2 separate regions of the Homo sapiens genome follow, and region 2 is linked to region 1. Evidence: chromatin loops called from intact Hi-C (ENCODE). Cell type or tissue: dorsolateral prefrontal cortex. All regions are shown on one strand. Each heading gives the region's core, and the rest is flanking DNA. Links, peaks and the distances in the headings are about the cores only.

The links. Hi-C counts contacts between places; a loop is a spot of excess contacts. Peaks named below come from ENCODE experiments on the same cell type or tissue, not always from the same donor. Only the 100,000 strongest peaks of a DNase experiment are listed, where the experiment ranks them.
Region 2: it touches region 1 in a loop (4-fold over the local background); 12 of 110 quality-filtered maps call a loop at or near these places.

Annotation. Positions count from the first base shown.
Region 1 is chr17:28,960,525-28,976,044 of GRCh38, reverse strand. SEZ6 (seizure related 6 homolog) reads left to right here. Exons shown (of 17, transcript NM_178860.5): 4 at 6,093-6,288; 5 at 11,898-12,083; 6 at 15,072-15,240; 7 at 15,374-15,520. The region is part of intron 1 of LOC105371716 (a long non-coding RNA gene); the gene reads right to left. Among named protein-coding and RNA genes, the nearest start is that of PHF12, 17 kb to the right of the region's middle. RefSeq lists enhancers at 3,220-4,097, 6,991-7,641, 8,329-8,418. In dorsolateral prefrontal cortex, for the core only: CTCF peaks have their summits at 10,062 and 10,264 (motif pointing left); DNase peaks (open chromatin) are centred at 8,144 and 10,224; H3K27ac peaks cover 606 bases.
Region 2 is chr17:29,080,882-29,096,401 of GRCh38, reverse strand. MYO18A (myosin XVIIIA) reads left to right here. Exons shown (of 42, transcript NM_078471.4): 29 at 1,343-1,466; 30 at 1,552-1,752; 31 at 2,312-2,422; 32 at 2,975-3,079; 33 at 3,401-3,547; 34 at 3,946-4,059; 35 at 5,476-5,592; 36 at 5,787-5,870; 37 at 6,304-6,441; 38 at 9,281-9,466; 39 at 9,825-9,964; 40 at 10,754-10,798; 41 at 13,964-14,086. Among named protein-coding and RNA genes, the nearest start is that of PIPOX, 46 kb to the right of the region's middle. RefSeq lists an enhancer at 1-16 and a silencer at 9,137-9,431. In dorsolateral prefrontal cortex, for the core only: a CTCF peak has its summit at 5,466; DNase peaks (open chromatin) are centred at 5,461 and 6,601; H3K4me3 peaks cover 866 bases; H3K27ac peaks cover 4,592 bases.

The sequences.
Region 1 (15,520 bases), core at 7,062-15,061:
GTCCAGAGAAGCCCCTTCAGGATGGATGGGCATGAGCCTCACAGCCCATGTGGGTCCCAGCCCCTCCCCAGGCAGTCAGTCTCCCCCTGAGGGCTCCAGGCCTTTCCGGGCCTGGCGCCTGCCTCTCTCTGCACTTGGCATTCCAAGAGCCTTCCCACTGCCAGCCTCCATCTTGGCTTGGCTGCTCTCTGTACCATCTGGAGCCTGGGCACAGCTGCCCACAGTCCCTGCCCTCGTGCCCCAGGTGGCTCTGTTGGCACACAGCTCGCCCATGCCAGGCCAGCTGACAGTTTGATAGCCAGAATACCCTGCCCTTCTAAGCCGTGTCAGGACCAGGCCTGATGTGGGCATGGGGTAGGGGGTCAGTTGGGTGGAATTTCTGGACAACTTTATATTTCCTGGCTCTAGGCAGGCTTATCCAAGAGGGATGACAGGGTGCAGTCAGGTCTAGCCCCATGGATTTTGGCCACTGTCCTCATCCCTAAAACAGATCTTACCCCATAAGGTTTTCTGGATAAGTGCCAATTCAGAAGGGCACAGAGTCTGTCTTGTAAGACTGGGGTTTCAGTGTTGGCTCTGCAGCCCACCTCTCTGTGACTGAGCTAAACCCCTGGCCTTCTCTGTGCCTCAGTTTACCTCTCTATAAAGGGAGATTGAACCAGATGATGCACCAGGCTTCTCCTAGCCAGTCCCTTTGAGTGTGGCTCCTTCTCTGGGGTCAGCAAGCTCCCTTATAGGCCTGACTGAGCAGGGGCACCTCAGGTTCTTGGCTCTGCTGCTTGCTTCCTGGCAGCTGCAGAGTCTGGGCCAGGGAGAGGGTGGCTCCAAGGTACAATGCCTCCCAGGCAGAGCCCTGGCAGACCTGAGGGCAAAGTAAGTTCATAGCCGGCTATCATTTCTGCTGCAAATGCCAAGGTTTTACCAGGGTGTGGCCCACATCTCCCCATTAAATGGAAAGATGACTGCTAGCGCTGTGCCCCTCTGTGCTAAAACCCTTACTGGCAGGATCTAACCAAATCCTTACAAACCCATGAAGTAGGTAAACTATCCCCATTTCACAGGCAAAACTGGGGCTCAGAGAGGTCATATGACTTGCCTAAGGCCCCTCAACTGGTCAGTGATTGAGCCGGGATTCAATCCAAGACTCAAAAGCCCCTGTTCTTCCCTTGGCCCAGGAGATAGGCCTGTCTGTGGCACAAGGCAAATCCAAAGTGGGAGACCCAGGCGGAGACCGGTACCTGTCAGGATCTGCCCCAGATGCCCTTTCCCAGTCAGCCCTGCCTGATTCTGGAGGACATCCACTTGGAATTCTCCCAGTTCTGGGGAGGGCCTGGGGTTGCCAGGCACACAAGACAGGACACTGGACCAGGAATCATGAGTCCTGGCCTCGAGTCCTGGCTTTGTCTTGGACTCACTGTGTGACCAAAGAGGATCTCTCAACTTCCCTGATTACAAGGTTCCCTTATCTATAAAGTGCAGGAAAACAGCCTGCCCTGCCTCCCTTATTGAGACTTTATGAGAGCTGAAGAGATAATGGATGTGAAAACTGCGAAGGTTCTTGTGGGAAAATTGTGATTATCCTATGGTTGCTGTGAGGGAGCACGGGTGTGTGAGGGCATGCGAATAGGGTGGTGGTGGCGCCTAGGCATAGTGTGAGAGTTTGGATTGGTGGGTTATTTTCTGCCAGGGGGTGGAAGTGCACGTGCCATGACACGTTTGAGGGGGCTGTGTGCGTGTAAGTGGGCCTGTGTCCGAGTACACACAGGTGATGGTGACCAAGAGAGCCTAGGAGACCTGTAGCCAGCATCTGGGGGTGGGGATCGCACACAAGAGTCATCTTTGAGCTCATCTGCCTATGCCGGGTTGTACTGGTGCAAATGAGTACAAAAACTGTAGTGCCATCTCGTCTGTGGGTTACGCCATTAGGGCACGTGCTGGAGGCCTGACTGACAGCTTCTATGGGGACAGACAGGGCAGATGAGGCTGTTGAGCTAGAGGTTGGCAGAAGACAACCTGAATCCTTCCCACCTCCCATCCTGGAAAGGGCCAGCCTCTCAAAGTGGCTGTATTTCCTCCTTGAGCTGACTCCATGGTCTGCTGGAAGCAGGGCAGTGTTAGACAGCCCAGGGTCCTGGAGGAATTGTCCTCAGCTCCCTCTGCTTTTGTCTTCCCCCTGCCTGGCCCCCAGGTCCCCTCCTGTCACTGGCTATGGGTATGGAAGACAGCCCTCAAGAACAGAGCTGACATTTCAATCTGTCTCCCAGGCTCTACAGATGCCTGCAAATTGCATCAAGACTTCATCACCCCTCCTGTCCGACACCCAGCCCTGTCTGGCCTCTGTCAGCCTGGCCCTCAAACAAGTGACAAATTACATTCCAGCCACTGCAGCAGACCCACAAGAGGGTGCTTGAAACCCAGGGGACCAGAGCTGCACAGACAGCCTCTGGTTGAGAACAGGGAGCCTTCTGGATAGGAGCCACTTCATTCCACACTCTCATCCCAACCCTCACCACTAGACTGGGCCGGGAGCCAGGCCAGCTTGAAAGGGCCATGCCTCCCCTGGACCAGAGGGGGCCAGAGGTCTCAGTCTCAGTTTTCCCAGCTTTACAGACTGCTAGGAGCAAGGGTGGCTGGTGGGAACTCAAATCCCAACATCTTAAAAAAGCCAGGCCAAGCCAAGACCCACCTCCTTGCTAAACCTGGGGGTGCTGAGCTTGGGAATAAAGATGTCTAGATGTTATTTCTACAGAAGATGCCCCCATGAAGTTGGGAGGATAGGGAGCTGCCTTGTCTCAGCAAAGCAAGACTGCTTAACCCCTATGTGACCTTTTGCAAGTTCCTTAGCTTCTCTGAGCCTCTGTTACTGGTGGGTATTTTACCACCTATCTTATAGATTCACGGTGAGGATGAAAAGCACTTAGTACAATACAAGGCTTGACACACTCTATGATGGCAACTGTTGTTACTCTGTCGCTACAGCTTCTCTCTGGTCCCAAAGCAGCAAGATCAGGAAAAAGAAGCTAGAGGTCAAGCCAGAGGTATATGGGGAACTAGGAAGAAAATACAAATTAATTTCTAGTAATACTTCTCTGCCTTTGCTTTCGTGGTAATTTCCCTGTAGTGAGCGTCCTCCCTTCCTCCTTCTCCCAGTGCTCCTCTCTTCAAGGCACTCTGAGACCCACCTGCTTCAGGCACTTTCCCTGAGCCTCTGAGCCCTTCGCTCTCCCCCCGAGGATTCCTGCTGCCTGCATTCAGTGCCACTTAAGGCGGAATTATATGCTGCCTGGCATCTCTCGATAATTACAGATTCCACGTGTGTGAGTCTTGTTTTCCCAACTCTAGAATCACAGAATCTCCAAGTTTGAAGGGACCTCATCCAGCCTCCGCCTGCTGCAGGAATTCCCTGAGGAATGTCCCCAGCAGATGGTCAGGCAGCCTCCGCCCAAACGTGCCTGGGTGGAGAGTTTCTCACAGAGAGGAGACGCCTCGGCCTCCAGCACCCTGCCTTGAGCCTTCTCTTCAGCCCAAAGACCCACCAGGTCTTTCCTCTCAGGCAGGGGTAGGGACCTCTCCCTGCCCAGCTGCCCCTTCTGGAGTCCCCAGGGCACATCTCTTCTCAGCACCCAGTCTGAGGGGCCCTGAGCCTCGCAGCAGCCATATCCTTGGACCTGGCTGGGCTCAGCATCCTCTATGCTTCTCAGCTCACAGGTATCTGATGGGGAATGTCTCTCCAGCAGCCCACACATTTACTCTTTCCACACGTCTTTGTTGAGACTGGCCAGTGAAGAGGGCACTGTGACCCAACATGCCACCCTGGGCTTTAACAGCAAGATGGGCAGGGGCCAGTGGGGAGAGTCTGAAACAGAAGGACTGCTGGCCTAGCCTGGGAGGCAGACGATGCGGCCCTAAGATCTGAAAAGATGACCAGCTTCACCAGGAGGGGAAGAAGGGAAGATATTGCCCCCGCAGAGTCCCATATGTGGATGCCCAGGGGGCAGAAGTGAGGGGTGGTCTGCGGCTGCAGTGCACGTTAATGAGGGCCGCAGAGATACTGGCACCAAATGTGAGCTGGGCAGTTTGGAGCTTGTCCTCCAGGCAATCTGAAATCAGCAGGAGATGAGTTGGGGATGGGAAGTGTTAGACAGACAGAAAGCCATTCTCAAGTGAAAAGTAATGGGCAGGAGGTAATTAGGGCCAGGACAGTAACAAAAGGATAGAGAGGAGGAACCCATTGGAGTATTTGGGAAATAAGACTGGGAAGGATTTGGTGACTCACTGATGCCACTTAACCATCCCAGGTGGTCAACCCTTGAAACCCTGCTTCAGAGCAACATGGTAGGAACCTTGAGCCCATGTAGATCAGTGCTTTTGAGTTGCCCGAGGATCTTGTTAAAATGCAGAGTATGCTTTAGTGGGTCTGAGATTCTGTATTTCCTTTTTTTTTTTGTTTTGAAATGGAGTTTCGCTTTTGTTGTCCAGGCTGGAGTGCAATGGCGCGATCTCGGCTCACCGCAACCTCCGCCTCCCAGGTTCAAGCGATTCTCCTGCCTCAGCTGCTTGAGTAGCTGGGATTACAGGCATGTGCCACCACGCCCAGCTAATCTTTGTATTTTTAGTAGAGACGGGGTTTCTCCATGTTGGTCAGGCTGGTCTTGAAATCCTGACCTCAGGTGATCCACCTGCCTTGGCCTCCCAAAGTGCTGGGATTACAGGCGTGAGCCACAGCGCCCAGCCAAGATTCTGCATTTCTTACAAGTTCCCAGGTGAGGCTGCTGATGCTGGTCCAAGAACCACATTTTAAGTAGCAAAGAACTCCACTAGTTCGTTTTATAAAATGAGGAAACTGAAGTTCAAATAGCAGCATATTTGTCCAAGATCACATGGTTAGGATGAGGTCCCAGATTTCTGGGCTCCCAATCAATCCAGTGTTCCTTCTATCAAGCCATGCTGCTAATTTCCCTCTGGGCAGAGTCCGTCGTTGTCCAATCCTTGTTTGCCTGAATGGAGGCATGGAGCCCAGAAAGATGCTCAAGGGACTGAGGGCCTGAAGATCAGCATGATAGCAGAGGAGACTGTGACAGCCAGGGGAAAGGATCGGAGAAAGAGGCTCAGAAAAAAGAGAGAATCACGATTGACATGCGGAGGGGCATGGTGTAAGGCCCAGCTGACAGTCAGCAGGGGCCAAGTTGGGCAGGGCCTTGAGGGCTAAGCAAAGAGTTTGAACTACATATTATCGGCTTCACAGACTCAATGGGGAGCCACTGGAGGACTTAAACAAGGAAGCACCATGATCAGCAACAGATCTAAGACCGTTAGCTGGCTATAGTTCAGAAAATACTGCTGTAGAGGGAGGAGTGGGTTAAGCCCTACAGGCAGGAAGGCTGGCCAGGAGGCTGCTGCGGTGATCTAGGTGCACAGTAACGGCGATAAGCTGGGGAATGGCAGTGGGGATGAAGAGTAATGAACAGATTTGAGATCCAGTTGACAGGACTGAATGACTGACCAGGTATGAGGGAGGAGGCAAGATGCCAGTTTCTGATTTGGACACCCAGGGAGATAGCAAGATCATTCCCAGGGGAACTGCTGGCTAGGGGAAGACAGTCACCTAGCATGAGGCAGGCTGGGTGTGAAGCATCCAACAGGGATGTCCAGGGGAAGCTGGGCACATGGATCTGATATTTAAGACCTCATACTGCTGACCAGGGCCTCGGACACCATCTGGTTCAATACACCTACCCCATCCCTACTTTACAGATGAGAAAACAGAGCCCAGGGAGGGGCAGGACAGGAAGCAGCTGGTGTATCTGAAAAGCTTGGAGACAGAAAGATGTGTTTACAAACCCCAGTTCTGCTAAGAATCTCTATGTGACCTTGGATAATTTACTTAATCTCTGAACTTCCGGTCCTGTCTCACACTGAGATGAGCAACTCCTGCACTGCTGAAGTGCCCAGCTCAGGGCCTGGGGGCTCCGATGCTCAAGTAGCATTGAGGATTGATCTGCCCGGGGCCTGCAGGATCCTGAGGGCGGCAGGATCCAGGCAGCAGGAAGAAGTCTGACTACTTTGCTTTTCTCTCTCTACTCTACTGACAGGTCCAGAATATCAGCCTCCGGGAAGGGGAGACAGTGACTGTGGAAGGCCTGGGGGGGCCTGACCCACTGCCCCTGGCCAACCAGTCTTTCCTGCTGCGGGGCCAAGTCATCCGCAGCCCCACCCACCAAGCGGCCCTGAGGTTCCAGAGCCTCCCGCCACCGGCTGGCCCTGGCACCTTCCATTTCCATTACCAAGGTAAGGCCTGGGTAGTTGAAGGTGGAACCAGCCCAGACTCGCTGCCCTCCTTGCTGGGGAGGGGGGTCTCTGTGCAATTACATCCTAGAGGGAAGGAGCAGAGAGGGGCTAGTGACACATAGCACAAATGTCCAGTGAAGCTCTGGACAATTGGAGGTAAGTATCGCGTATCTGAAACCTCCAGGATCTTCTCTCTTCCACCCACCACCCTGCAGAGAGCTGGTCTTGACTCAGGATCAGGTAGCCTCTAGGTGTGCCCGTTGTCCCTCATTCATTCATTCAGCAAACTTTTCCTAGGCACCTGCTCTTTGCCAGGCTTGTGCTGGACACTGGCAATGTCAGGATGCACCAAGGTCCTTGTCCTCAAGGAGTTCTTTCTCAGGAGGAGGCAGACACTTAAACAGGCAATAACAATAGAAGCCCTCCCCAAATGCAAGAGGGTGAAGGTCAAAGGGATCTGACAATGACCATCTGCTTAGCTGCCAGACTGCCCTTCCTGAACTGCTTCACCCACCTTGACCTGGCCCATGCCCCAATCAGCTCAGAACACCTCTGGAAATAAGGGAGCAGCACGATGTAATGAAAAAAAATCACAGACTCAGGCAATGGGCAGATCTGTGTTTGAATCTCCTCATTGGCTGTTGACCTTGGACAAGTCATTTGACCTCTCTGACCCTTCTGCTGTAATATGAAACCAAAACACCTACCCCACAAAGTCATGGTTAGGATTAAGCAAAATGGTACATGTCAAGTGCTTAGCACATGCTTCATTAAGGAAACCAGTATTACATGACTGGCAGGATGGGAGAGGGAGGAAAAGGGGCTCAGGACTTTGCCGCTGTCTCAGCTGTGTCCCTCCTACCCATCCCCCTCTCTGAGCACAAAGTCAGCTCGATCCTTTGCATGGGTTAACTATTTGAGACTAGGGAGAACTAATACGGAAATAATTGGTGTGAACAATCAAGGGATTGTCTTGCATTGTCATGGACCACTTCCGCAGTCCTGCAGGGGACCACAGCCGGGCAGAAGAGCCAGCACTCTGGAGATGGGGCTGCTTGGAACCCCACCTAAGGAGCACTCACCCTACCCTCACCCCTCCACCCAAACTACTGGAGCAGTCTGGCATAGCAGCAGGGAGCCTGGAAGTGGATGGGGCTGTAGAGTGGCTTGGCAGAGGCAAGGGGCCAGCTGAGGCAAGGGTGAAACGTCTAGGCGGCCCAGCTAGCCTCCCTAATGGCTCATCAATCCTCCCTGGCAGCAGGCATAATTTCACGCCATGATAACCTTCTCTCTTGCTGCAAATTCCTTTGCACAAAACTCCGGACCTCCTCTCTGTCGGGCCAGACAAAGGTGGCTGAATGGCAGTGAGCTGGAGGCCCAGCAAGGGGGAGCAACCTCCAAGGAAGGGCTGGAAGAGCTGGCCTGGTCCTGCCTCCTTCTCAGCTCCCAGAAGCCCTCCCTCGTCAGCCCAGTTTTTGTCAATGATCAGCTCTTGCCTTAATGAGTGTAATTCCCCTAATTATAGGCTGTAATTAGCCCTGATCCCAGAGATGGGAACAGGAGGAGCGTGTGCTCACACGCAAATCTCCGTGGGCTAGAGAAAGAGGGTGCCAGAAGAGGGGGTGAGGGGCCTAGTACCCACACCTGTGCTCGAGCTGTCCAAGCTGATGTTGGAGGTCACAAGGATGAGCCCTCACAAGGGCCTTATCGCAAGACCAAGTCAACTCCCCTCCCACAGCCTCAGGCAGGGTGGGGAGGCAGACGGCCCTGACAGACATCCCCCTCCTGCATCCTCAGCATTCCTGGCACTGGACTTGGCTCCAGAAACAGACTCCAGTGAGAAAATAACTCAACAGATTGCAGTGGTTCAGGCTCCCCGGGAACGGTTGTCATGGCAACAGGAGGAAGCTCATCCTGGGAAGTGATACTTTAACTACTATGGAGTCTGGGGGCTTCATTGTCTGCCCCCAGCCTCCTACAGTTCCAGCCCAGTTCCACCCCATTCCAGCCCAGTTTCCTCATCTGTGAAACGAGGGCCCTCCCTTACTAGAGTGGTGATAAGAACTCAAAGGGGAAGATGTAAGGGGAAATGCTGGGCCTGAGCCTGGCTCATGGTCTAGACCCCACTAGGCGTCAGTTAACCTCTTAACCTCCTCCACTCTGGGTGTGGTGCCCCACACCCCTTTCTCCATCCCATCCTGGACTGGGACCTCTCCCCAGGTCACTGTGAGTGGCTGCCCTGGACAACCACCCAGAGCAGGCTTGTCTGTTACTCTCAGATTTCTCTGACCCCTGAACCCAAGTTTCTACTTCAAATGAGGAAGCAGGTGGGGTGGTGGTGGAAAGCAAGAAGGCTTCAGAGCCCAGGAGCTTCAAGTTCCTGGTCTAGTACTTCCTTGCTGTGTGATGAGGGCACAGGGTCTCTCTGAACCTGTTCTCATCTGAAAATGGGCTCATAGCCCCTACCTTGCCTGCCTTTCTCCCAAGCATATTGTAGACATCAAGAAAGAAGAGTGTGAAGGCATTTTAGAATCTGGAAAGTACATGTAGATGTGAGGTGCTATTATTAATCAAGATTACAAACAATAACAGCAGGCTGATGTCTTAGGCATTTGTTCAGGAACTGCACATATGTCTTCTCACTTAACCTCCACAACCTTGGATGTAATACTGAAAGTGGGTGGATAAATGAGGCAACTGAGGCACAGAGAATTTAGGTAACTTGCCCACGGTGGCACAGCACGTAGGGAAGAAGCCTGCATTCAAACCCAGGCAGTCTGACCCACAGCCCACCTGCTAAGCACTGCCCTGTACTGCCTGCCAAGCACAACTAGCCACTTACCGACCATTCTCTCCAGAGCCCCATGAGAGACAGAAGAGGAGGAATTCTCCTCCCACTTTCACAGACATAGTAACAGGACAGGTGAAAGTCATAAAACTCAAATTTCTGGACCCTGGTCTGCCCTGAGACAGCCTCTTTTTCTTTTTCTTTTTCTTTTTAATGGGGGGGAAGAAAGAGGGCCCATTTTTCTATTCACACAAAGGCACCCAGGAACAGAGGCCTTGCATGGACCTCTCCTCCCATTTACCTGATACCATCAGTGGGGCTGCCCCCTACCCCAAGACCCAAGATCTTCAGTCTAGACAGTCCTCACTTTTCCTACCACCCCAAGGGTTATCAGGCTCTGTAGCACAAGCCTCTCAGCCTCTCCTTGACCCCTCCAGGCCTTTGCTCTCACCTCTTAGACGCAAGCCAGGATCTTCACTTTTTTTTGAGAAAGAGTCTCACTCTGCCGCCCAGGCTGGAGTGCAGTAGCGCAATCTCCACTCACTGCAACCTCTGCCTCCCGAGTTCAAGCGATTCTCCTGCCTCAGCCTCCCAAGTAACTGGGACTACAGGCGCGTGCCACCATGCCCAGATCATTTTTTTTTTTTTTGTATTTTTAGTAGAGATGGGGTTTTACCATGTTAGCTGGTCTCGAACTCCTGATTTTGTTATCCACCTGCCTCGGCCTCCCAAAGTGCTGGGATTACAGGTGTGAGCCACCGTGCCCAGCTGGATCTTCACTTTTATTTTATTTTATTTTATTTTATTTATTTATTTTATTTTTTGGAACATGGAGTCTCACTCTGTCGCCCAGGCTGGAGTGCAATGGCATGATATCGACTCACTGCAACCTCCATCTCCCCGGTCCAAGCGATTCTCCTGCCTCAGCCTCCCGAGTAGCTGGGATAACAGGCGCCTGCCACCATGCCCAGCTAATATTTTTGTATTTTATTAGTAGAGATGGGGTTTTGCCATGTTGGCCAGGCTGGTCTTGAACTCTTGACCTCAGGCCATCCGTCCACCTCAGCCTCCCAAAGTGCTGGGATTACAGGCGTGAGCCACTGCACCGGGTTGATCCTTTTAGCTACCACCCCAGCTTGACCCCAGGATCGGGATATGCCAGATTGTTTTGTAGGATTTGCTGCCACCATTTGGTCAAATTTGGTATGACAATTCCAAAGCTACCAGCTTTCCCAGGGCAACTTGTTCTTTCCCCAACTTCCATGAAGGCAGTGCACTGCCTCCCTACCCTCGTCCCCATCTTTTTCTTGTTTGTTTGATGTTGTTTTTCGAAACAGGGACTCACTCTGTCACCTAGGCTGGAGCGCAGTGGTGCAATCATAGTTCACTGCAGCCTTAAACTCCTAGGCTCAAGCGATCCCACTTCAGCCTCCTGAGTAGCTAAGACTACAGGTACACATCACCATGCCTGGGTATTTTTTAAAAATTTTTTACAGAGATGGGGACCTCACTATGTTGCCCAGGCTGCTCTTGAACTCCTGGCCTCAAGCAATCCTCCCACCTTGCCCCAGCCTACCACCATTCTGGATTTTGTTTGTTTGTAAGTTTGTTTTTTTGAGATGAAGTCTCGCTCTCGTCCCCTAGGCTGGAGCGCAATGGCACGATCTCGGCTCACTGCAACCTCCACCTGCCGGGTTCAAGCGATTCTCCTGCCTCAGCCTCCCGAGTAGCTGGGATTACAGGCGCCTGCCATCACGTCCGGCTGATTTTTGTATTTTTAGTAGAGATGGGGTTTCTCCATGTTGGCCAGGCTGGTCTCGACCTCCTGACCTCAGGTGATCCGCCCACTTCGGCCTCCCAAAGTGCTGGGATTACAGGCATGAGCCACCACTCCCGGCTGTTTGTTTGTTTTGAGATGGAGTTTTGCTCTCGTTGCCCAAGCAGGAATGCAATGGAGTGATCTCAGCTCACCACAACCTCCACCTCCCGGGTTCAAGCGATTCTCCTGCCTCAGCCTCCCCCGTAGCTGGGATTACAGGCATGCGCCACCATGCCCGGCTAATTTTGTATTTTTAGTAGAGACGGGGTTTATCCATGTTGGTCAGGCTTGTCTCGAACTCCCGACCTCAGGTGATCCGCCCACCTCGGCCTCCCAAAGTGCTGGGATTACAGGCATGAGACACCGGCCCGGCCACCATTCTGGTTTTAAAAGAAGTCCATGGCCATTGGCATCAAGCTTTTTAGCATTTCTCAGTGAATACTGGGAAAGCCTTTACTGTCTGATTTCACTCTTTGCTGCTGCAATTCATATTTATTCCCTAAAGGAAAAACAGTATCAACACTTTACATCTGTATAGGTTTTTCACTATTTCAAGTGCTTTCATGTCTACGAGTCATTCAATAAGCATTTCCTGAAGATATAATATCAGCTGGGTACCAGAGATACCAAGCTAGATAAAATACTCTATCATTTCTTCTCACAGTAACCCTGTAGGTAGGCTAGGATTTTAAACCTCATTTAACAAATGAGGAAACACACACACAAAGATTAAATAACCTGCCTAAAGTGTCATAAAGCTTGAGCCAGAACCTAACCCTTCTAATTTCCAGCTCTGTCTGCTCCACTAACCAGCCCAGGCTGCTGGAAATATCACTGGTAACCTTCTAGGGAGGAGATTGGAGTTGTTTTGGAACTCCTAGTGCTTCCTCTGGCCCCAAATGACACCTCCAGGCAGACTGAGGCAGACCTCCCCCAACCAATGGCCCAGCTCCCGCCCCCACCCTGCACACATACACAGTGTCACCCGTTCTCTGTTTGCAGCCTATCTCCTGAGCTGCCACTTTCCCCGTCGTCCAGCTTATGGAGATGTGACTGTCACCAGCCTCCACCCAGGGGGTAGTGCCCGCTTCCATTGTGCCACTGGCTACCAGCTGAAGGGCGCCAGGCATCTCACCTGTCTCAATGCCACCCAGCCCTTCTGGGATTCAAAGGAGCCCGTCTGCATCGGTGAGTGCCCAGGGGAAAGGGCTCAGTGCTGAGCAGAGAAGTGAGGTGGGGGCTCATCCCTGCTCTCTGTTGCTCTCTGCCACTTTCATTTGCTCTTCATAAGGAAGCCAGAAAATGGCCATGCACCTCAGTGGCATTCATCCAACCTGCACTTATTGAGCATCTACCAGATGAAGGCACCACAGGTACAAACAGCTGAATTAAACAGGGACTCTGCCCTCAAAGAACCCACATTTCCAGGAAAGGGAGAAAGGAGAAAGCACAGAGGTCACCAATTTCCAGGGGAAGAAGTAAAAAGCACCAATGAAAAGACATAAAGTGACCTGGGAGGCAAGGGCGCAATCATTCTTAGCTGGACATTTAGGAGGCTTCCTAGGGGAGGAGGCACTGCAGGTTTGACATTTAAATGGAGAGAACAACGTGGGCAGGGACATAGAGGCAGGCAGGTGAGGGTGTTTAGGGACACAGAAGACAGCCAGGTTTGGCTGAAGCCTGAGACATGTGGCAATGGAAGGGCCTTGAGTGTCAGGGCAAGATACAGGCTGAGGAGCTGTTGAAGCTTATGAGAAGGGAGGGCCTTAGAATTCCTCAGGAGATGACTGGGAGGCCAGCCAGGCAAGACAGTTTGAACTTAGATTGTGATTTGGGGAATGAAGCAGAGGGAAGTTCCAGAAACTGATGGGAACTGGGAAAAGGGAAAGGGGACTCCCAGGTCTGGTCCTGAGTGATCAGGTCTGGGATTGCTGCCAATGAAAAGGGGCTTGTTGGAGAAAGGAAGACTCAGTGTTTGGTTTGCAGTATGAAAAGCAACTTGGGCTTTTTTTTTTTTTTTTTCTTCGAGACGGAGTCTCGCTCTTTCACCCAGGCCAGACTGCAGTGGCGCTATCTCGGCTCACTGCAAGCTCTGCCTCCCAGGTTCACGCCATTCTCCTGCCTCAGCCTCCCGAGTAGCTGGGACTACAGGCGCCCGCCACCACTCCCAGCTAATTTTTTGTATTTTTAGTAGAGATGGGGTTTCACCATGTTAGCCAAGATGGTCTTGATCTCCTGACCTCGTGATCCACCCACCTCAGCCTCCCAAAGTGCTGGGATTACAGGCGTGAGCCACCGTGCCTGGCCGGGCTTTTTCTTTTTAGTGGGTATGGGCTTAGGCTTTTGAATCTTTTTTTTTTTTTTTTTTTGAGATGGAGTCTCCCTCTGTCACCCAGGCTGGAGTGCAGTGGCACGATGTCCGCTCACTGCAACCTCCACCTCCCGGGTTCAAGCGATTCTTCTGCCTCACCCTCCAGAGTAGCTGGGGTTACAGGTGCATGCCACCATACCCAGCTAATTTTTTTGTATTTTTAGTAGAGATGGGGTTTCACCATGTTGGCCAGTCTGATCTCGAACTCTTGACCTCAGGTGATCCACCTGCCTCGGCCTCCCAAAGTGCTGGGATTACAGACTTGAGCCACCATACCCAGCCATGAATCTTATTTCATTCTATAAATTCTTCCTGGGTGCCAGGCACAACCAGAGTTGAATAACACAGATGCTTTCTCAGCCCTCGAGGATCTAGCGGGGAGGCTGGCAAGCAGCTCAGTGCAGAGGATGCTACAATAGGAGTAAAGGCAGAGTGGTGGAGGAGCCCAAGGGATGGAGAGCTACTCCAAGATGAGAGAGGAGGCAAGCAAGGCTTCCCAAGGAGACAGCATGGAAGGATTTCAGAAATATTAGTTTGGGAAAGTGGGGTGGGTTCCTGGAACTGCATATGCAGAGATGTGCAGGCATGAAATAGCACAAGATAGTGAGCACACAGTGAAGTGTGCCTGAAGCAGAGGGTATGCGGGGAGAGGGGACTGAAGCTGAGTCTAGAGAGAGGTGGATTCATAAAGGGCTTGAACACCATTTTCAGCTTTAACTCTATCCTGAGGGTAATGGGGAGCCACTAAGCAATTTTCAGCAAAGGATGGGGCATGATCAGATTTGAAGGGCAGTTCCATTCTGAGACCAAGCTGAGGCAGGTCTGTCCTTTCTGCAGAGAAGAAACTTGCCCCAGCCCCCCAGGAGCTTTACTAGGTTACAATATTCTGCTGCCTTGAGCATTTGGAGACAAAGGTCCTGTGTATTGGTCATGGCAGCCTGGTCTCTGAGAGTTGGGTAGGTCAGAGCTATGTGTCCAGGAGAGGAAAGCACTGCCTGGAACCAGCCATACTCCTCTTGCCTGAGGACCCCTCTCTGGCCTCACATAACCGCCAGGAGTTTGTGGCCAAGTAACCCAGCAATCCTCACAGATAGCCATAGGCAAACTGTTCAGTCTCTCCTTAGAAAGAGAGGACAGCCCCAAGCCAGTAGGGTCAGCACTAGAAAGGTCAGTCAGCCCAGGAACGGCAGTGGTAGTGAGGCCGGGGCGGATGGCATGCACATCAGGTGTTTGCCGCCCGGATCTAGTGCTAACCCCTTTTTACATTCATTCACTCATTTTATTCAACCAACGCTGAACACCAACTCTGTGCCTGGCCTGGAAAGACCTGGTTCCTGCTCCAGGGGGTCCTAGTTAAGGGACATACCCAAACAACTGATTTTAGGAAAGTGGCATGAGGTAGAAGTAGCAGATGTATCCAAGAAGGTTGAAGCCCACAGTAAGGGCTTTAGTAAAGTCTACCTAGGGAGAGTCGGCCTTCTAGAGAAGTCAGCAGAGAGGGAAAGTGACTTACCTGGGCACACAACCAGGCAGTGATACATCTACCCACAGTCAAGAGAGTTACCCTGGTCAGTCCCAGGGGTGTGAAAGGTTAGGCGGCAGGATTCTGGAGCTCAGGCTGCCTGGAGATGCAGGTTCACAGGGCTAAAAGGTTGACCTTCAGGACGATGAGGGCCAAGATGGCAGGGAGGCAAGGTCCCCGCTGCTCCAAGCAGAGGATATAGGGCTGGGATAGGGAGGAAGGCATGTTAGGCTGCCTGGGTTCAGGCAGGGGCCTAGCCTACGTCCTGTCCTGGTCTTAACAGCTGCTTGCGGCGGAGTGATCCGCAATGCCACCACCGGCCGCATCGTCTCTCCAGGCTTCCCGGGCAACTACAGCAACAACCTCACCTGTCACTGGCTGCTTGAGGCTCCTGAGGGCCAGCGGCTACACCTGCACTTTGAGAAGGTTTCCCTGGCAGAGGATGATGACAGGTGAGGGGCTGTCCTAGTGGAATGGGAGTGCCTGGCCTGGTAATACCCTGCTGGAGGGACGCTACCCAAGCCTGGGGCCACACCCCATCTGGGTCAGCCACCAGCCTACATAGCTGCCACTCTCCTGGTTCAGGCTCATCATTCGCAATGGGGACAACGTGGAGGCCCCACCAGTGTATGATTCCTATGAGGTGGAATACCTGCCCATTGAGGGCCTGCTCAGCTCTGGCAAACACTTCTTTGTTGAGCTCAGTACTGACAGCAGCGGGGCAGCTGCAGG
Region 2 (15,520 bases), core at 874-8,873, 130 kb before region 1:
ACAAACACACTCTCCTGACTAATGTCGTTAAACTACCGTGCCACTTCCATCTCATTATGGTAATGATACAAAGGAGGGGGGTGGCCCTCACAGGAGAAAATCCAGTCTAAATTAATTTCCGGGGCTGGGAATGAGGATGGGACGTCTTCATTAGCAGTACTGAGGAACCCACACACCCTAGGAACAGCAGGGCGCCCTGGGGAGCGGGAACAGTGCCCATTTCTCCTCTGCAGGGGAAGGGCTTCTCAGCAGAGGCACTGGTTGCCTTTGTGAAGGGGTATCCCCACACCCACAACACTGGGAGTGAGGATGGCAGAACAGAACCTTTCCAGTGACCCTGGGTTACCCCCGGCCTCCTGGACCAACCACCATCTCCCCAGCTGGGGAAAATAGGAAGGTTTTCTATTCCTCCCACCTGACACCATGACCACCACTTCCCTCATTCTCATCTCTGCCCCCACCCTACCCCTTTACCCAAAGGCTGGCACCCTTAGCTCGACCCCCCTTCTGAGCACCCGATGACATTGCCAGCTCGGCCTAGTTACTGTGCTGCCCTGCTCCCCGCTGGGCAACTTATTAGGTTTCAGCTGCCCGGAGTTTTCTTACTTTTTTTGATGTGGAGTTGGGGTAAGGGGAGCATTCAACTTCCACAGGAACCTGATTAGCTATTCAGGGAAGGTGTTAAGAGGAATTTGAGCAATTTGCTCCATATTTAGTGGGAAATGGAAGGCTGGCAAGTGGAGGAGTGAAGAACGAGGCCCCCTGTGTGCCCATTGAGGCATGTGGCCAGCTGGGCACAGTGGGAATGCCAGCTCTGAACCCAGTATGGGGTGTCCGGGTGGTGTCCTGCCGGCACTGCTGGGGTGCGTGGTCCTGGCCAAAGGCTGGTGCCCAGAGGCAGGGGCAAGGAGCTAGCTATTGCCCTTACAGTTGTCGAACCAAACTGTGGAAAGTGAGTTAGTGGAAGCAGGGTGCTCATCTCTATCCTTTTCCCACCCCACCCTCACCTGGGTCCCTCATTCTTTGATGTGTTGAAATGGAAAATGTAGAGACTTAACTCCTGAGGGGGCCTGTTAAGCAGTCTGTGGGTCCCTCTTAGGCCTACTTGGTGAAAGGGCTCACCTGAGTGCTCCCTATCCCAACCCAGTTGCTCAATAGGGCCTCAGTGGCCTGACCTGCCACCTCTAAATGTCACCGCTACCTTACAACTGGCCCCACGTTAGGGCTGCATGGGTCCCCCCACCCCTGCTTGAGTCCTGTCCATGGCACCACCTCCTGACAGTGTCTGTGTGGGGGACCCTGGCTCTTCCCCATCTGATGGAGCCGCCACACTCCCTCGCAGGTTTGACAGTGAGCTCTCGCAGGCGCATGAGGAGGCCCAGCGGGAGAAGCTGCAGCGGGAGAAGCTGCAGCGGGAGAAGGACATGCTCCTCGCTGAGGCTTTCAGCCTGAAGCAGCAACTAGAGGTGGGTAGGGCCACCCACCATCTGTGCCCTGTCCCCCTCACAACCTGGGGTCAGCCCTGCACCAGCCTCATCTCTTTTGCTCCAGGAAAAAGACATGGACATTGCAGGGTTCACCCAGAAGGTTGTGTCTCTAGAGGCAGAGCTCCAGGACATTTCTTCCCAAGAGTCCAAGGATGAGGCTTCTCTGGCCAAGGTCAAGAAACAGCTCCGGGACCTGGAGGCCAAAGTCAAGGATCAGGAAGAAGAGCTGGATGAGCAGGCAGGGACCATCCAGATGCTGGAACAGGTACAGGAGGGCTTGGCCAAGGGAGAGGTGAGGTGCAGCGAGGCCGCCACCATCCCCACAGCCAGCCTCAGGCATGGGCCAGAGGATCCTGCCTCCATTCATTCGCGTATTCACTCACTCACCTACTCACAAAATGTGGAGTGAGCACCTGATCTGTGCCAGCCACAGTGTGAAGACGCGCTCGTGGAACTTTCCACAAAAACAAATCTGATGGAGCTCTAGTAGGGAGGGGCTCAGGATGCATGGCAGCTGAGGGCCACAGGCCCACCCAGCCTGCTACCCAGCCACCAAGTCAGTTCAGGGAGCTAGAGCCTGCAGGCAGACGGAGAAGCTGCAGGACTGTCCCCACCCCAGCTGCCTCTCTGTGGGCCTATGCCAGACCTCTAGTAAGGGAGTTCAGCTGCTCTGGAGAAGCTGCTGCCACGGGAGCAAGGTGCCAGCAAAGGGAACTGGCTGGTGGACGTTCTCGGCCCCTGAGCCTAGGGAGAGCCATGCACAGGTGGGAAGGGGGTGGCCACAGCTGGGGAGGGAACCCAGACCCTACTCCAACCACCTCCAGGCCAAGCTGCGTCTGGAGATGGAGATGGAGCGGATGAGACAGACCCATTCTAAGGAGATGGAGAGTCGGGATGAGGAGGTGGAGGAGGCCCGGCAGTCGTGTCAGAAGAAGGTAAGGTATCTGAGTACTTACCTGTCCAGCGTAAACACCTGTTCCCATCACCGCTTTAAAGTAAGGGGCTTTCCACCTCCCTACCTCAGCCACATCGTCTTCCATTGTCATTCTGGGCCAGGAAGCGCCTCTCGGGATCCTAGCATTGGCAGGATGTATTGGCTCAGAGTCTGTAGAGAAGCTTGGGCCCCTGAGGAACTATCGCTCCCTGCTTTCTGTGCCAGGGGCAGCCCCCTGTGCCCCTGCTGTGCTGCGCTGCACTGGTGCTGCCTGCAGTCAGCCAGCCTGGCCGGGCAGGTCTCCACCATGCGGCAAGGTCTCTCCTACTCTGTCTTGGCTAGCCACCGCATGTGGCCTGCCATCCCTCCTCACCCTCCCAGGCTGCTTTGAAACCCTAGAAACCTGGAATTTAGGTTCTGACCCCTCCACCAACATCATTGTGCTCAGGCCTGCCCCACTGTTTTCCTGGAGTGGGGAACCCAGAATGGAAGGGGCCTGCTTCGCACCAGGCACTAAAGGGACGGACGGGTCTCTGTCCCCATGGTACTCCAGTTAAAACAGATGGAGGTGCAGCTAGAGGAAGAGTATGAGGACAAGCAGAAGGTTCTGCGAGAGAAGCGGGAGCTGGAGGGCAAGCTCGCCACCCTCAGCGACCAGGTCAGGGGATGCTCCACCCACCAAGCCTGGCCGGCTCCCTGCCCATGCGGCCTGAGGAGTGGGGATCCTAGGGATGGGGAGCCACGAACAGAGCTGTCGGGGGTGGGGGTGCTGCAAAGAGCCCATCGTCATCCCTTGTGGGATGGGGGCATCACCATACATTGGCACACCCAGCCCTTTATCGCTGGTTGGCATGACCCTGGCTCTTCCAGCATCCTTATGGGGACACTGATAATGAGGACGTGGTGAGGAGGGAGCTTGGGGAAGATAGGAGGAAGCCCTGTGCAGAGCCCAGAACCCCAACTGCTGGTGCCCACCCAGGTGAACCGGCGGGACTTTGAGTCAGAGAAGCGGCTGCGGAAGGACCTGAAGCGCACCAAGGCCCTGCTGGCAGATGCCCAGCTCATGCTGGACCACCTGAAGAACAGTGCTCCCAGCAAGCGAGAGATTGCCCAGCTCAAGAACCAGGTATCCACAGAGAGCACACGGCTGATCCAGGCACAACAGAGCTTACCTTTCCATTCTCTTTCTCTCTCTCGCTCCTCTCAGTGGTTCTTGAGTCCTTGGGAAGGAAAGTGACAGGAAAGAGGGGAGAGCCACGTGTAGCAGCTAGACTCCCCAGGCTCTGCGTGTGCCTTACTGTCTCACCGCCCAGCCTGGGATGGTGTGGATGGGGCCTGGTGCCCACCAGCCATGTCACGGGAGGAGATCCCCACGCGTGCACCACCACACAGCCATGGCCCTGGGGTCTGAAGTGAATGGAGGAGGAGAAGGAGGGCATCCGAGCTCCCTCTTTCCTGTACAGCCCTCCTGCCCCCAAGGAATGGCTGACATCTCTCCCTGGGGCGGGGGTGGTCTGTGTCCAGCTGGAGGAGTCAGAGTTCACCTGTGCGGCAGCCGTGAAAGCACGGAAAGCAATGGAGGTGGAGATCGAAGACCTGCACCTGCAGATTGATGACATCGCCAAAGCCAAGACAGCGGTGAGGGGCCAAGGTGCCCGGGGCAGAGCTCGGGGGGCTGAGGCAGAATAGAGCTGCCTCTGTGGCTCCCTTCACCCTAGACAGGTCCCTCCACGTCAGGACTTGTGACAGGTCCTTTCACGCCAGGACTTGCTGCAGGAAGAGCGGGCCTCCCCTCCTCTGCGTCTCTCCACACTGAGCAGAGGCCTCGGGGAGGAGCGGGCAGAAGAGGGAGCCAGCAAGGGCCCATCTCCCTGTTTAACCACCTGCCTACGGGAGCTTGGCCGCAGGCCCCAACACCATAAATAAAGGCAGCTAATGTGGCTGAGGGATGTAAACAGGTGCCTAGAGATTAGCAGAAGCACAGATAAGAGGACAGGATGGCTTGGCTTCCTTCCCCTTCCCCCTGCCCAGCCCACTGACAAGCCCAAGCGGCAGCTAATTAGAGCTCTTATTTAATGCCTCCCTTTTAATTTCCCACCTCTCCCACGGCCCATCCATCGGCAGAGAATTCATTACTGGGATGCGGCCAGTACAGGCAGCTCCTTGAGCATCACTGGTCCTGGGACCCACCCCAGTGGGCAGGCCCCTTGGGCAGGGAATGGGGCAGGGGAGGAGGCTGGGCTGGGCTGGTGGCTTCATGGCCCCTGAGCTAGTCACCTAGCTGCTGAGAGATGCCAATCTCACGGGCTTGATTTATCCCCATGACATTTGTGCTCCTCAGCAGTTCTCAGGTGAGTAATTCAAATTCCTTAATTGTGTTAAAAAAGGTTGTTATAAAATTACCATTTTATTTAAATCTGAGTTAATAAATTTCTTGGCGGAGGCTTCCCCAGCTCCCCACAGCCCAGTAACAAGATGGATGGGGCAGAGAAGGAGCCAACACAGTCATTTTGGTTTGGAATTACAGGCTAATAGATTCATTCATTTCCTGAAGCTGCTGTTGGATCTCTCTTCCCCTCCCCCAAGGAGGGGACTGGCTGTCGGGGCTGGATGCCCAGGGAGTGGGCAGTCCCAGGGAAAATGAGAGTCTAAGCCAGGAGACCTTCGCAGACTTGAGGGGTCCTTCCCTGGGGCCTGAAGGGGGCAGAGTGCACGCAGGCCAGGGCCTGGACTGATAGTGCCAGGATGATGGGTCATTTGTTCTGGGCAGACCTTTTCTGCCTTCTCATTAGCCTCAAAGGAGCTGCCAGGAAGCAGCTGTCATTCAGCTCAGAGGCCCAGGGTCTGCCTGTACTGCACACAGCCCTTTCCCTCATCTCCCTGGTCCAGAGCGGGACAGGCAGCTCCTTGAGCATCACTAGTCCTGGGACCCACCCCAGCAGGCAGGCTCAGCCCATTATCATCTTCTCTACAATGCCCCTGCCATTGGAGGCAGCTGGAGCCCACAGGCACACTGGGCCTGAGGCCCTCTGATCTGTCTTTGCCTCTCTCCAGCTGGAGGAGCAGCTGAGCCGCCTTCAGCGTGAGAAGAATGAGATCCAGAACCGGCTGGAGGAAGATCAGGAAGACATGAACGAATTGATGAAGAAGCACAAGGCTGCCGTGGCTCAGGTACCCCTGCCAGGAGTGCCCGTCACACTCTGCACCGTCACCATCCTTGTGGTCCTCCTCATGGGTCCCCCGCACAACCGCTTGTTTTGGGAGGTGATGGAGTGGGAACCTCGGTCCCCTGGTGTTCCAGCTGGGCTGGGCTGGTTGAATGCTTATGGGGGATCCTGCTTCTGATGCTCTCATTCCTTTCCCAGGCTTCCCGGGACCTGGCTCAGATAAATGATCTCCAAGCTCAGCTAGAAGAAGCCAACAAAGAGAAGCAGGAGCTGCAGGAGAAGGTGAGGACCAGGGGCTCCCTCAGGAGAGAGAGAGTGCCAGGGTCACTAGGTGTGGGAGGAACCCCCAAGTTCACAGTTTAGAAGGCGCTTTTCTCTGCCATCAGTAATCCACAGAGCAGCGTAAATGAGGAGCAAGAGCTAGGCTTGGAGCCATGTCACCATAACAGACATTTGGGCTTCCCCTGCCTCATTTCCCATCTGTATTCCCTCTCCGATCCTTAGCTTTCTCCTTTCTCTCTGAAGGGCAATCTCTGTGCCAAGCACTGGGGCAGATGGGGGAGGCCTCTGGCCCAGGGCTCCATTCTCTTTCCTCCCAGGTGCATCCCTCCCTCCCCTTGCCTTCTGGTCACTGTGGTGATATTGCCTGCCCCAGACGCAGTCTCCTCCCTTTCTGGGCTCAGTTCTTTCTTCTCTTCCTGTCCCCCACCTCTAGCTACAAGCCCTCCAGAGCCAGGTGGAGTTCCTGGAGCAGTCCATGGTGGACAAGTCCCTGGTGAGCAGGCAGGAAGCTAAGATACGGGAGCTGGAGACACGCCTGGAGTTTGAAAGGACGCAAGTGAAACGGCTGGAGGTGGGTTCACACTTCTCCCGGGCCACACCAAACAGGGCAGAGCTGCCCCAGCGCTGGAGCCGCGCATGCTCAGCAGGGCTGGACAGGCCCCCGGACAGTCCTCAGAGGCCTGTGCCTCACTGCCAGGCCAGCTGACGGGCAGGTGCTTCTCTCCCGCCCTGCCTGGCCTGCTCTCTGGCTACCGTGGAGCCCGCCTGCTTTACATTCTGTTTCCGTGCTTGCTTTCTGCCAAGGGACCAGAGCAGCTTAGCTCTTCGTCTTCATATTTTCCTCCACCACGAGCTCCCCCCGCCTGTTCCCCTCAACCGGTTCTCTGGCAGGGTCATAAATATGCAGCGGATGGTGCCACTTCTGCGCAGGCTGGAATCTGTTCTCTCATCTGCCCTCGCTCTGCTCCTCTCCCCTTCCCTGCTTCATTCCCTTTCTTCCTCACTTCTTCTGCCCTCCTGTCTCTGCTTTTTTTTTTCTCTCTCCCTTTTTCTTGATTATGATCCTATTCTTTCTTCTCCCTTCATTTTTTTTTTTTTTTTTTTTTTTTTTTGAGACAGAGTCTCACTCTGTCGCCAGGCTTGAGTGCAGTGGTACGATCTCGGCTCACTGCAACCTCCACCTCCCGGGTTCAAGCGATTCCCCTGCCTCAGCCTCCCGAGTAGATGGGACTACAGGCACGTGCTTTTTTTAAATTGTATTTTAGTAGAGAGGGGGTTTCACCATGTTGGCCAGGATGGTCTTGATCTCCTGACCTCATGATCTGCCCGCCTCGGCCTCCCAAAGTGCTGGGATTACAGGCATGAAATATTTTATATTTTTTCCTCTCTCCAATCTTATTTCTCTTTCTTACCCTCTTCCCATCCCATTCTCCTCTCCCTTTATTATAAGGTTCATTCTCTCTTCTTCCCCTTTTTTTTTTTTTTTGAGATAGGGTCTCGCTCTGTTGCCCAGGCTGTAGTGCAGTGACGCAATCATGGCTCACTGTAGCCTTGACCTCCTGGGCTCAAGCAATCCTCCCATCCTCCTGCCTCAGCCTCCTGTGTAGCTGGGACCACAGGCATGTGCCACCATGCCTGGCTAATTTTTGTATTTTTTGCAGAGACAGGGTTTTGCCTTGTTGCTCAGACTGGTCTTGAACTTCTGGGCTCAAGCAATCCGCCTGCCTCAGCTTCCCAAAGTGTTGGGATTACAGGCATGAGCCACCATGCTGGACCAATCCTTTTTCTTTCGGTCTCCCAAAGCCAGTATTGGCCAGCCCCTTCCATCTCTGGCAGAGCAGATAGCAAGAGAGAGGCAGAAAGGATTATCTCCTGGGTTTACATCCCTCTCACCTTATTTTTAAGTTCTCCTTGAGTTTATAAGCCTTTGTCTCCACACCGTCGGTTCTCCCTGGGCCCTGTGTTGATGAGTGTGGTTGGTGAGGGGCAGCCCTGTCACCTCCTCCATCAGCTCACAGTCCATGGAGCAGGCATTTAGGTAGGGATAGAAACAGGTGGGCATCTAGATGGCATTAATAACCTGGACACAGGAAGAGAGCACAACTGACCCTTCCAAGGCGGGGTCACAGTTCTCAGGAGAGCTGGAGAGAGTTAGGGGAAACTTAAGAACTTATTTTCGGCTGGGCGCGGTGGCTCATGCCTGTAATCCCAGCACTTTTGGAGGCCAAGGTGGGCGGATCACGAGGTCAGGAGATCGAGACCATCCTGGCTAACACGGTGAAACCCTGTCTCTACTAAAAATACAAAACATTAGCCGGGCGTGGTGGCGGGCGCCTGTAGTCCCAGCTACTCCGGAGGCTGAGGCAGGAGAATGGCGTGAACCCCGGGGGGCGGAGCCTGCAGTGAGCGGAGATCGCGCCACTGCACTCCAGCCTGGGCGACAGCGACACTCCGTCTCAAAAAAAAAAAAAAAAAAAAAGAATTTATTTTCTGCCCACCCCAACCCCAGGCTGGCTGATAATATTTTGATCCCCATTTTACATACAGGAAGGGTTAAGTGGGTTGCCTAAGGTCACAAAGCTATCAAGGGACAGAAGAGGCCATTGGTCTGGTGGACACAGGACAGGCCCACAGGACTTGTCTCCTTTTCTCTTGGGCCTAGTCCCTTCCCGCACCTCTACCCCTCAGGTTCCCTTCCGCTCAGAGAGTTTTGTGGTTTAGACTCATAGGATGTTAAACACAAACGGCCCAATCCTGCAGCCTGGCTCTTTTATTTTAGGGATATAGAGGCTGGGGGACCAGTCCGAGGTAGAACCAGGATTACAAGCAGATGCGGGGTTCTTCCCTCACATTCAGCCCCTCTCTCCAGGTCATTTTTTGCTCAGCATCCCACTGCCTGGCAGGAGATTCATTAGGCTTAGAGAGATGCTCTCTGCTTGGAATCTGATGATTGTTTAGTCTCTCCTAATTCAGAACTCCAGCAAAGCCATTTACCTCTGAGCACAGGATCTAGCTTTTGGGGCTTCTGGGTTCAGAGTCCCTGCGGGAAGCCCTGCTGACCTGAGAGGACTCTACATGCAGTGTCAATACCGACAGGCCCACCAGGCTGTACCCAGAACACTCCCTCAGTCTTGGTGTAGTAATAATGATAATAGCACCTTTCATCTTTCAGAGTGCATTCACATTCATTACCTTATTCATCCTCAGAAGACCCCTGGGGGTTAGGTGTTATTCTCCCCACATTTTACAGAAAAGCAAGGGAAGCTTCGGGGTTGCTTGCCCAGGTAGCCAATGAACGGTGGAGCCAGAGCTCGACCCCAGGCCTCCTCACCCAGAGCTCTGCCACACCCTCCCTCTGCCTGGCTGATGGGCCTGCCTGCTGTGTCTTTCTTCCCCACCTACCTATCCAGAGCCTGGCTAGCCGTCTCAAGGAAAACATGGAGAAGCTGACTGAGGAGCGGGATCAGCGCATTGCAGCCGAGAACCGGGAGAAGGAACAGAACAAGCGGCTACAGAGGCAGCTCCGGGACACCAAGGAGGAGATGGGCGAGCTTGCCAGGAAGGAGGCCGAGGCGAGCCGCAAGAAGCACGAACTGGTAATGCCCCCTGTCCCCCACGGGGCCCACATGGCAGCCCCTTGAGTAGCTGCTGAGTGTATGCCTCACTCTGGCCTGGTTGAGGATAGGGTGCAAAGAAACTGCACATGAGTCAGAGAATGGGAGGGAGGAGGAGCATATCAAGAGGGCAGGCCAGGAAGCTAGCGGCACTGGAGACTCCCTCAGATGAGGCTTGGACCCCACAGCCCAGCAGCAACAGAGCGGAAAAGGCTCTGGCAGCCTGTGTCAGCCCTCAGGTAGCACCCCCATGACCGGAAAGTACTTGAAGCAGGCTTCTTCTGGCCATCTAGGGGAGAAGCTAGCCCTCCTGCAAACTGGGCTGCCCCCTTCCTCCTAGGAGATGGATCTAGAAAGCCTGGAGGCTGCTAACCAGAGCCTGCAGGCTGACCTAAAGTTGGCATTCAAGCGCATCGGGGACCTGCAGGCTGCCATTGAGGATGAGATGGAGAGTGATGAGAATGAGGACCTCATCAACAGGTGAGAAGTGGCCTCTGGGGCATCTGCAGCTAGCACGGAGGCCCTCTTGACCACCTCTGGAACCAGACGACCAGGTAGAACAGTTGCAACCTCTGCCTCCCCATGAGCAAGCCGCCAACCCACCCTCCCTTTACTGCCAGATCCCAGCACAGCCTGTCCTGCAGGGGCAGACGGTGAGACAGGTGCACCCTGATGGAGGCCACCCAGCCAGTCTCCCCTCTCCACGACCAGGCCCTCCAGCTCTGCCCGCTCAAGATGAGTTATTCTCCCGTTTAGCTGCATTTCCGATGGCACCTGCCCCACTCTGGGGAGAGCAGAGATTTAAAGGCTGTGGTGCCTTGTTACTATGCCAGAGATTTTCTCATAAAACCCACCCGGGGAATGGTTTGGAGAGAAAGAGATTTGTAGTCTTAGGCTGAGGAGACAGTCACGAGGAAGGAAGGCCAGCAGTGCGGGGTAGCACCAGGCCATGGAGAAGCTCCCAGGGCTGCCCTAGGTGGACCCTAGATCTGCCCCCTTCCCACCTTAGGGCTGGGGCCCATCCTGCAGGCAGGTCTGGGGCAGCGCAGGGACCCTGCTGCTTTGGGGCAGGGGAGAGGTGCCAGGGGCAGCCCGCATCAGATTTTGAGGACAGTGCCATCACGCATCCCACTACCTGGTCTCAACCAGCCAGAGCTGGCTCTTGCTGAGGGAAGAGAGGTCTTCAGCTAAGGGGTCCACCTTGGGTTGCCGATTGATTTCATCTGTTTCCTCTGGACCCCTTGCCCACCATTTTCCTTCTATTTCCAGTTTGCAGGACATGGTGACAAAGTATCAGAAAAGAAAGAATAAACTGTGAGGACTGGAGCGCATGTGCTCTCTGCCTGTCCTCGCGGGTGTCTAACCACCCCTAACACTGGCTCCCACCCTGGGGCCGCTGCACGCAGCATGTGGATACAGCCTCCCCACACTCCCGCCTCACTGGTCTCTAACGCTAACATGCTGACTCTATCCTCGGGGGAGGCAGGGAGCGGGCAATGAGGTGTGCTCCCCAGAAGGCTGGGGCTGGCCCGTGCACCCTTGGTGGGCAGGATGGGGGGGCTCCTGCCGAAAGGAAAGCGCAGCCTATTTGAGAAGTTTACCTTCCTGAGCTCCAGCACATTCCTCCCTCAAAAACCAAGTGTGGCCACCTCCCTGGCCTATTTCTCTGGGGGGAAAAGTCTGTTTGGGCTGGATCTGTCCACATCCTTGGGCTCCTTGGGAGCCTGAGCTGCCTGAAAGAAGCGGGCGTGTTTCATCTTTAAAGGTCCACTACCTTCTCTTGGCAGACAAGGGTAGAAGGTGAGGGGCATCTCCCAGTTTCTTGTTTGGAGAAAGCATTCAGGCAGCTAATCATGGGCTGCTTGCCGTGGCGGGGGAAGGGAACACAGCCAGATGTGTTTACTTTACTCCCTGCGGTACCGTGGGCAGAGGGAGGCCCCAGCGGGCGCTTGTGCTGGTACTGTCAGGTGGCAGGAAGCCCAGGAAATCCAGCCCTCTCTTTTCCCGCTTTCTGGGTGGGAGCTGGACAGCGGATGCAGATGCGCAGGCCTTCAGGCAGAGCGGGCTGATCCTCCATCAAGTTCGACAGGGTTGTTTTTTAGAGGTCTTTTTTTTTTAGCATGGCATTGGGTTTCTTCCCCCACTCTCTCTCGCCTGATGGACCCCCTCCCCTGGCCAGGATGGGCTGGTGGCAGCGCACAGGACTCAGTGAGAGCTAATGATAAATGTAATAGTGTGTAACAGTGATAGAGGGCCGCTGGAGCCTGGTTGTCACACACAATTAATATCCCCCGCCGTTCTGTCTCCGTTTGTTTGTTCCCCCGTGATTCGGCTCCCCGTTAACTAATAGCACATGAGCCCGGACATAAATTGTATTTGACGTGAGGTTTAATTCCAACCATTTAAAATTTCAACTGCCCTCTGAGCCTGCCTGCCCCTGGAGTTTGTTTACGGGCCTGATTATTTAAGGAAAAGAACATCTTCTAGATGCTTGCAACTAAAGGGAAGGCGAGGGCAGGCAGGCCAGCTTTGCAACCCATCCACTGTTCTGTATGTAAGGAGGAAAATTCATATTCTGGGCCCACAACTGTCTGTCCCCTGTGTGTTTCAACCCTGCCATCCTTGTGTGGCAAGAGCTTCAAGGGCTGATAAAATGCGCATTTAAGATCATATTCTAAACCACTGCCAGGCATGCACACACACAGGTACACCACGCATGCACACACACTCACACACACTGGTGTGTGCTCACATAGACGCATGGGGACGTGCAGCTCTAACCAGGTTCCGGCTGATGGCAGAGAGGTGGTGTGGCTCCTTCCTCAGCAGCTCTGGGCCCCAGCTCCAAGTTATTGAGCCCAGCGCAGTAAGGCAGGCAGAGAAATAATGTTTCGATTTACTTAGAGATACAGTTGTTATTGCCATAACCTTAATGAAAGCAGTAAACAGCACGGTATTAAGGGAGATTTATATGGAAACGCTTTTAACATGTAGACATAGATTTTGCGATGCATACAGCACCTCCTTTCTAAAGGCAATCAATATGGTTATGAACGGTGGTGATAAATTACAGGCTCTGAAGCTAGAGAGGGAGGTTTTTTGCACAGGTGTATAAATCAGGTGGTATTGGTGTTCCATGGGGCCCATGCACCACAGTAAATCTGCCAGGCTCGGACGGGCACAGGGCTTGCATTAGCAGTTTCGAGGTTGTCTGCTAAACTCCTGTTTACCCGGGGCATCAGCCAGCCTCGTCTTTGTTATAATTCTGTATTTGATGGAAGCCCATAAAACATGCCTCTTTATTCCCCTCTCTATGAGTTGGGCTCTCGCATGGTCCCCAGAACAATCTGCTGGTTTCGTGTGTGTGTGTGTGTGTGTGTGTGTGCGCGCGCGCGCACACATGCCTGTGTGGCTGTTTATTTAAGAACATAATTCAGGAATGGAGCCATTCCTCTTGACACAGAGGAAAGGAAATTTATATCGAGGAGAAACCCTAGCCTATCCATAGCAGGGCAACTTGGTGAGCAGACATTCTGCAGAATTTTAGAAGCAATCTTACTCAGAAGCTATCTCCAAGCCCAGCTGCTTCATGAGGGGGTGGCCATGACTCCAGCCTCAGAATTGGACTCCTTTGGGCTTTCTTTCAAGTGCTAAGGTCAGCTCTGCCCGATGAAGCACTGTGAGCAAGGGCTGGGGGCTACCTGAGGACGGAAGAGGAGACCTTGAGCGACAGGGCTCTGGTGTGGGACTTTCTGAGCCCAGCTGGGTCTCCAGGGACAATTTAGATACTGAAACTGTTGCTAGTCCCTCTGGAAATGCTGATGCCCCCCGCCCCCCGCCCCTTTTCCTTTCTCTGTTTCTTAAGAGCCAGAGAAGCCACAGGGTGGATCTGGGATGTGGCCTGGGCCTCCTTAACCTAGAGCCCAGGTTGGTGCTGCCATCCACTAAGGAGACCTTCAGGTTCAAGCTAACTCCAAATCCTACGAAGCCCTTCTCTTCTGCTCTGTGGCTGGCAGCCCAGCTCTTGTAACAAAGGCATGGAAATTGACAGCAGCTATAGCCACAATCTGAGGAATGGCAGACAAGAAACAGCAGAGTAGGCCTCAAGGAGTCACTGAAGAACCCAGGGCTCCTCTTTTTAGCTCAGAGCCATTTAGCTGAAATTGATGAGTGGATGGTCTTTAAGTCATTCTCCCTTGATTGGTCAGTGGCCTGTCACAGATAACTGGCTTGGGAGCTGCCTCCATGCTCCTGAGGGTCTTCTTGGTGGTTGTCACACAGTGTGGCTGCTGAGTGGGGACAGGCTCCTTGTGAATGGTGTGCTCTGTCTAACCTCTCTCATTCCCGCCCTCCCGACTCACCGACGTGCATGCTGCCCACATCCCCCCTGCCCAAGACACCCCCTGCACCCCCATCTGCTCCCCTCGTGGGCAGCAGGTGCCTATGCCTTGTCTACCTTTCTGCTCCTCATCCCTACAGTGAGGGAGACTCTGATGTGGACTCGGAGCTGGAGGACCGTGTTGACGGGGTCAAGTCCTGGTTGTCAAAAAACAAGGGACCTTCCAAGGCAGCTTCTGATGATGGCAGCTTAAAGAGTTCCAGGTGAGCATATGGCCTTGAGCTGGGAGGAAAAGCCACCTTGTGCCACAAGGAATGGACAAGTAGCGCCTGGATCCCATGAGGGCAGGCCTGTGTCTCTTGTCTGGCATTTGTGACTGCGGCCCGGGCATGCTTCTGGCATGTGCATGGGCACAGGAAGTTTCTTCTTAGCCAGGGCTGCGTCGCCCTTATTTTTTCCAGGGAATGTTTTCCCATTAGGCTCCAGGCTTTGGTTTGATGTAAGTTAAATGTCACCTCCACTTATTCATTCAACAAATGTTGATCAAGCTTCCTGATAGTTCAGACCCTTGGAATCAAAACTGGGATGGGGCACAGGGGACTCTTAATCCCACAGCCCTGGCCAGCTCTGGATCTCTGACGTCTTACCGTGAATAGCAGCAGAAGAGGCACCAGTTCCACTGATTCTTGACCCAGTTACAGGCACATTTCTGTCTTTTTCTGCCCATTCTCTCCTTCCTCTAATCTCTTCACTGCCCCCACTTCTTTCCTCCTAATACCCATCCACTGGGGGAATGTACTCCCCTGTTTTCTAGCCAGTCATAGTCCTCTGATCATACAGACAGCTACCCCTGGAATCCAGAGCTTCCCCTTGCCCATCTCTTTCCTACTGGCCAGTGTGGCAGCAGGGAGAAAGAAGAGCCCTCGCTCCCCCCTCACCCCCCACAAAGCCATATCCCTGCTGCCCCCACAACATAGAATCCCAACCCCCTGATCAAGCCCATCCTGATCCTCCAGGACACACCCTTCCTCATCCTCTCCCAGAGACAGCAGGTAGACTGGGTAGAAAAAGTAACATCTCTCCCTCCCTTCTCCAGCTCCCCCAAGGCCCCTTCCCCAAGCCTGGCCCCTCACCAGAAGCACCCAGCAGCCCCCTCTAATTGGTTTAATTTATTCGGCCAAACAACATTTTGTTATTGCAGATAATGCCGGCTTCCCCGCCCCACTGCCGTGGTTCACCACGGCATGGCACGAGGCTCCAGGTAGTTGACAATGAAATAAATTGAACTAAACGTTTAGAGGGGGAAAAGTGATGAAATAGAACAATAGTCTAATTTACATGACATTCTCCATGAAGCTATTTTCACTGACGCAAATTATTTTGCTTCATTTCCTCCGATGCTCTCACCACCACTTTGCCAGGGCTGCTGCCGTTTTCTCCTCCTTTCGCCTCCCTCCCCCTGTGTCTTTATTCTCTGAGTTTAATACTTGTTCCTCTCTCTCTCTCAACCTCCCTCTCTCCCTGCTGCCCTCATCCACGTCTGGTTCTCGCATCCTCCCTCGGAACGGCCCTCAACAGCCTCTCTAAGGAGGCCCCGGGGGTGGAGGAGAGGCCGTCCTCGGTGGTGAGCTCCCTGAGCTATCGGAAGCGGCTCACCCTAAAGGACTCCATCGGGGGCACCGGGGACGCGGATTCGC